2 separate regions of the Homo sapiens genome follow, and region 2 is linked to region 1. A link is an interaction called in ENCODE POLR2A ChIA-PET data of the cell type or tissue named here. Cell type or tissue: Panc1. All regions are shown on one strand.

Region 1 (2,500 bases):
CTTCTACAAATTGAAAACCTCTCTTGGAAATTCTTAATTCCAATCTCCAAGGGACAAACTACTTGAGGCTACTCATCCTGTCAAGACAAGTCACCTCAGAGGTTGCTGGCCTACCCAGTACCTGGAATGGTGGCCCTGGGGTCACAGGCCAGCCTTGGTCCAAGAAAGAGGACAGGGTCACTTGTCAGAAAACCTTACTGCTGAACACCTCCCGGGTTCAAGTGATTCTCCTGCCTCAGCCTCTGGAGTAGCTGGGACTACAGGCGTGTGCCACCACACCCAGCTAATTTTTGTATTTTTAGTACAGACGGGGTTTCACCATGTTGGCTAGAGTGGTCTCAAACTCCTGACCTCAGGTGATCCACCCGCCTCGGCCTCCCAAAGTGCTAGGATCACAGGCGTGAGCCACCGCACCCAGCCAGAGAGGAAGTGTATTTGTATATTTCACCCTGTCTTTCACAGGGGTTGTTTCAATGGCAAGCAAGTGAATTGAGCCAAAGAGACCCAATTGCAGAACTTTTGTAGGGACTGAAGGCAAAGAGAAGCTTCTTTCCACTAAGATTGATAGCTGTGGGGAAGAAATAAGCCCAAAACTTTAGAGAGCACCCAAGTGGAGAAAGCCTGCATGGGAGTAAAGCCAGCACAAAGGAAAGCAGAACAGACAGGAGTAAGACTGCGCTCTGACCACGCTGTTCAAGCTCCTGGATCCAGTTATACCTGAAGACTTGCCATGAGTTTTCAGTGACAAACCAATACACTTTCTTTCTTTCTTTTTATTTATTTATTTATTTATTGGAATTGTAAACAACTTAAGCTGAGTTTCCGTCATCTGCAATTGGAAGACTCCTAATACACTGGGCCTGTGTTACGGAGAAAAAAGCCACAGGCTGAGGCAGAAGAGTCCTCCTCAAGAAGGATCCCAAGAGTCCCAGGACCACAGGCAGCACTGCCTCCATGCCCAGGTCACAAGGTGCAACTCAGATCAGGGGAGGAGTGCTGGGGTGACAGCCTGGCTGCGAGGGACCACACAACTGTGTGGACCCTCTGGATCCTCGAGGACTGCAGCTTTGAGTGGCTGTCAGATGCACCCTGGGCAAGAACGTAACTCACAGCCATCACAGGCGTATAAAGCAATGGCAGAGTCACCACCCTCCACAAGGGGGCAGTGTGGTCCAAAGTGGAAGTAGGTGAGAGAAAAGCTTGTTACTCAAGAAACATCCCCTGTGGACTCCTGGAAGCACCCAGAGGAAGGGCAGTTTTGCAGTGAGCTGAGATCTTGCATTCTGTAGATGGAAACTGAAGCTGCTGATGCCTGGGTTAGGGCTGGGGGCCCCTAGCACCCACAGACAAGAGAAGCTCAATAGTTCCTAGTTTCAATAATTTTTCCTGAAGATGCCCTGGGAAGATGGCAGGTGCTCAGAGGAGATGATCATAGGCTGTACCTGTGACCCAGGCACACCAGCATGGCATGAAATTGAAGAGACGCCAGGCCCCAAGGACATGCAGCCCTGGGAGCAAATAACGTGGTAATAATATCCGAAGACTGACGTCCCAAGACCCCTGACAATAGGCAGGATGGGGGCTTAGAGTCAGAAATTGGATCATTTAAAGAAGGCCACGTAGCTGGGCTTGGTGGCACACATCTGTAGTCCCAGCTATTTGGGAGGCTGAGGCAGAAGGATTACTTGAGCCCAGGAGGTCGAGGCTACAGTGAGCTACGATTGTGCCACCCTACTCCAGCCTGGGCAACAGAGCAAGAGCCTGTCTCTAAAAAATAAATAAATGAAAAAGGGGACCACAACTAATGCTGTTTGTTTCACACTTGAGTTTGTAAAGCAATAGTAAATTCTCTATATCAGGGGTAAATAATAAATTTTCTATATCAGGGGTCCCCAATCCCCGGGCCACCAACTGGTACGAGTCCATGGCCTGTTAGGAACCGGGCCGCACAGCAGGAGGTAAGTGTGGCAGGTTAGCCAGTGAAGTTTCATCTGTATTTACAGCTGCTCCGAATTACCACCTGAGCTCAACCTCCTGTCAGATCAGTGGCAGCATTAGATTCTCATAGGAGTGCGAACCCTATTGTGAACTGTGCATGTGAGGGATCTAAGTTGCCCACTCCTTATGAGAATCAATGCCTGATGATCTGTCACTGTATCCCATCACCACTAGATGGGACCGTCTAGTTACAGCAAAACAACCTCAGGGCTCCCACTGATTCTACATCACGGTGAGTCGTATAATTATTTCATTATATATTGCAATGTAATAATAATAGGAATAAAGTGCACAATAAATGTAATGCACTTGAATCATCCCAAAACCACCCCCCACCCCCATGAAAAATTGTCTTCCGTGAAACTGGTCCCTGGTGTCAAAAAGGTTGGGGACCACTGCTCTATATGTGGTCTCTGCCCTCTCCAGGGCAAGCTGTCAGGAAAGGGCCTGGTGTGTCTGAGGGGACTTGGGAAGGGAATCCCAGTAGCAGAGACATGCAGGA
Region 2 (2,500 bases), 190 kb after region 1:
AGTATGGCTGTCTTCTTACCAGTGAGAAATGTGTAAGTTTTTAAAAATATATATACAAAATATAGCTGCAGTATGTGGCCGGGCATGGTGGCTCGTGCCTGTAATCCCAGCACTTTGGGAGGCTGAGGCAGGCGGATCACAAGGTCAGGAGTTTGAGACTAGCCTGGACAACATGGTGAAACCCTGTCTCTACTAAAGATACAAAAAATTAGCCAGGCGTGGTGGTGCACGCCTGTAATCCTAGCTCCTCAGGAGGCTGAGACAGGAGAATTGCTTGAACCTGGGAGACAGAGGTTGCAGTGAGCCAAGATCGAGCCATTGCGCTCCAGCCTGGGGGACAGTGTGAGACTCTGTCTCAAAAAAAAAAAGATGAGATGTTCATTGGAAAATGCCTAATGGTAACCTTTAGTTAAATATTAATCTTACCTGTGGAAGCTGTGCACTATGAATACAGTAAGATGACTTTCAAATTATCAGAAATCTTTATCTTTCAGTAAACTTGTCTACATTCTAAATATGCATCCATATAAAATTTGTTAAGGATGTACCCATATAAATATTATGTACATTTGTACATATTATTACATAATGATTGTAATGTGATTTTTCAGCATAAATATAACATTTACTGCTTTTTTCCCCATCTCCCTCCCCCTTCAGGACGTGTTTAGCTTTCAAGTGTCTCCTAATATGAATCCTATCAAAGTAAATGAATTGGCAATCCAAAAACGTTTGACTATTCATGGGAAGGAAGATGAAGTTAGCCCCTATGATTATGTGTTGCAAGTCAGCGGGAGAGTAGAATATGTTTTTGGTGATCATCCACTAATTCAGTTCCAGGTATGTATATTAACTATTAATTTACCAGAAAAGTCTATGAGTATATATATATATATATATATTTTATTTCTGACTTTAAAAATGTGTTCCCACACTGGAACATTTGGAATATACAGAAAATTATACAGTATTAAATAGTAAATATTCATAATAGTACTTACCTCTGAGATAATCATTGTTACCCTTTTGGCATGTTTTTGTCACTTTTTGCAGTTATGTTTGTATTTTAGCATAATGATTGTACAGACAAATATGTGTATGTATATGTTTGTATTCTGCTTTGCTTTTTTTTTTTTTTTTTTTTTTTTTTTTGAGACAGAGTGTTGCTCTGTCGCCTAGGCTGGAGTGCAGTGGCATGCAGTCTTGGCTCACTGCAACCTTCATCTCCCAGGTTCAAGCAATTCTTGTGCCTCAGCCACCCGAGTAGTTGGGATTACAGGTGTGCGCCACCATGCCCAGCTTCTTTTTGTATTTTTAGTAGAGATGGGGTTTCACCATCTTGGCCAAGCTGGTCTCAAATTCCTGGCCTCAAGTGATCCGCCCAACTTGCTTGGCCTTTCCAAGTGCTGAGATTACAGCCATAAGCCACTGTGCCCGGCTCATTCGGCTGTTTTGATTGTTTTAGTTAGCCTTATAATTATTGTCTTATATCATTATGAATTTTTTTAACACTTATAGCTGCTTTCTATTTCATCATATAGTATAAACGTGAAATATTCTGGGGGAGGTAAAGTATTTAAAAATCGATTAAATGGTCATCCATTGAATTGTATAAAAACTTATTTGTGATTATCCATTAGCTAACTAAAGGAAAACTTTTCAATTCCAGTCTGAAATATTTATGCGTGGAATTTCCCTTGCCCCTTTTTTGTTACTTCCATGAATGGCAAGAATTTTGCAGGCATTAGGTTTGACCATTCTCAAAAGCCTTTATTAATCATTCGGGTATTTATTTATTTTCATTTAATTAAGAATTCTTTGAGAATATGCTTCTATACGGCACTGAATTGCCCCAGATTATTTTTGGAGTAAAGTGGAGTTTAAATATGCTATGTGCAGTGCAGCACCCCTCTCCCTATAAGGTATACTGTTTAAAGACTAGGTCCTTGGCTTTGCCTTCAAGTAACTTGAAGATGTTTTTGTTGAAATATCTTGGAGACTAAAAAATAGTCATTATGTAAGGAATATTATTATAAGTGCCCAGTTAGAGGTTAGTAGTTACAGAATTTTAGGAAAGTCTTGTTATTTTGTGATATTATTGTTGTTGTTGTTTAAACAAGAGGGGTATAGGCATGCCAATTATAAAGTAATATGTGTTTGAGAATATGGAGCTGCAATTTATTAGCAGATAACATGATGTTACACCTCTTCTCAGGTTTCTGGTGTGGCCCTCAATTTTTGTGGTTTAGTACATATAAGGTCCAGGAGCAGTTATAACTTATGTGCACAGCTTTGGGAGTTGTGGTATTCTGATAGTAAGCTGTTGAACTCTAGTCCATAAGAAGAAACAAGATGAAAAATGCTTGGTGGGCAACATAGAAGTACTGACTTTTCTTCATGTTCTGCCATCATTCAAGTAGATTTCTGTTTCTTTAATTTAACATTTCTTTTTACCTTAAGAGGTGTAAAGGAGAATGTATATTTTACCAGCATTATCCTC

Evidence for each region. Peaks named below come from ENCODE experiments on the same cell type or tissue, not always from the same donor. Only the 100,000 strongest peaks of a DNase experiment are listed, where the experiment ranks them.
Region 2: POLR2A ChIA-PET joins it to region 1 with 12 read pairs; 7 of 35 experiments call an interaction of 5 or more read pairs at or near these places.

Annotation. Positions count from the first base shown.
Region 1 is chr3:138,922,286-138,924,785 of GRCh38, reverse strand. No RefSeq gene overlaps it. Among named protein-coding and RNA genes, the nearest start is that of LINC01391, 20 kb to the left of the region's middle. RefSeq lists an enhancer at 1,232-1,281. In Panc1, CTCF peaks have their summits at 1,160 (motif pointing right) and 2,208 (motif pointing right); a DNase peak (open chromatin) is centred at 1,165; H3K4me3 peaks cover 224 bases; H3K27ac peaks cover 1,394 bases.
Region 2 is chr3:138,736,047-138,738,546 of GRCh38, reverse strand. It overlaps PIK3CB (phosphatidylinositol-4,5-bisphosphate 3-kinase catalytic subunit beta), which reads left to right. Exons shown (of 24, transcript NM_006219.3): 6 at 661-840. Among named protein-coding and RNA genes, the nearest start is that of PIK3CB, 98 kb to the left of the region's middle. In Panc1, no CTCF peak of the experiment used is centred here; no DNase peak of the experiment used is centred here.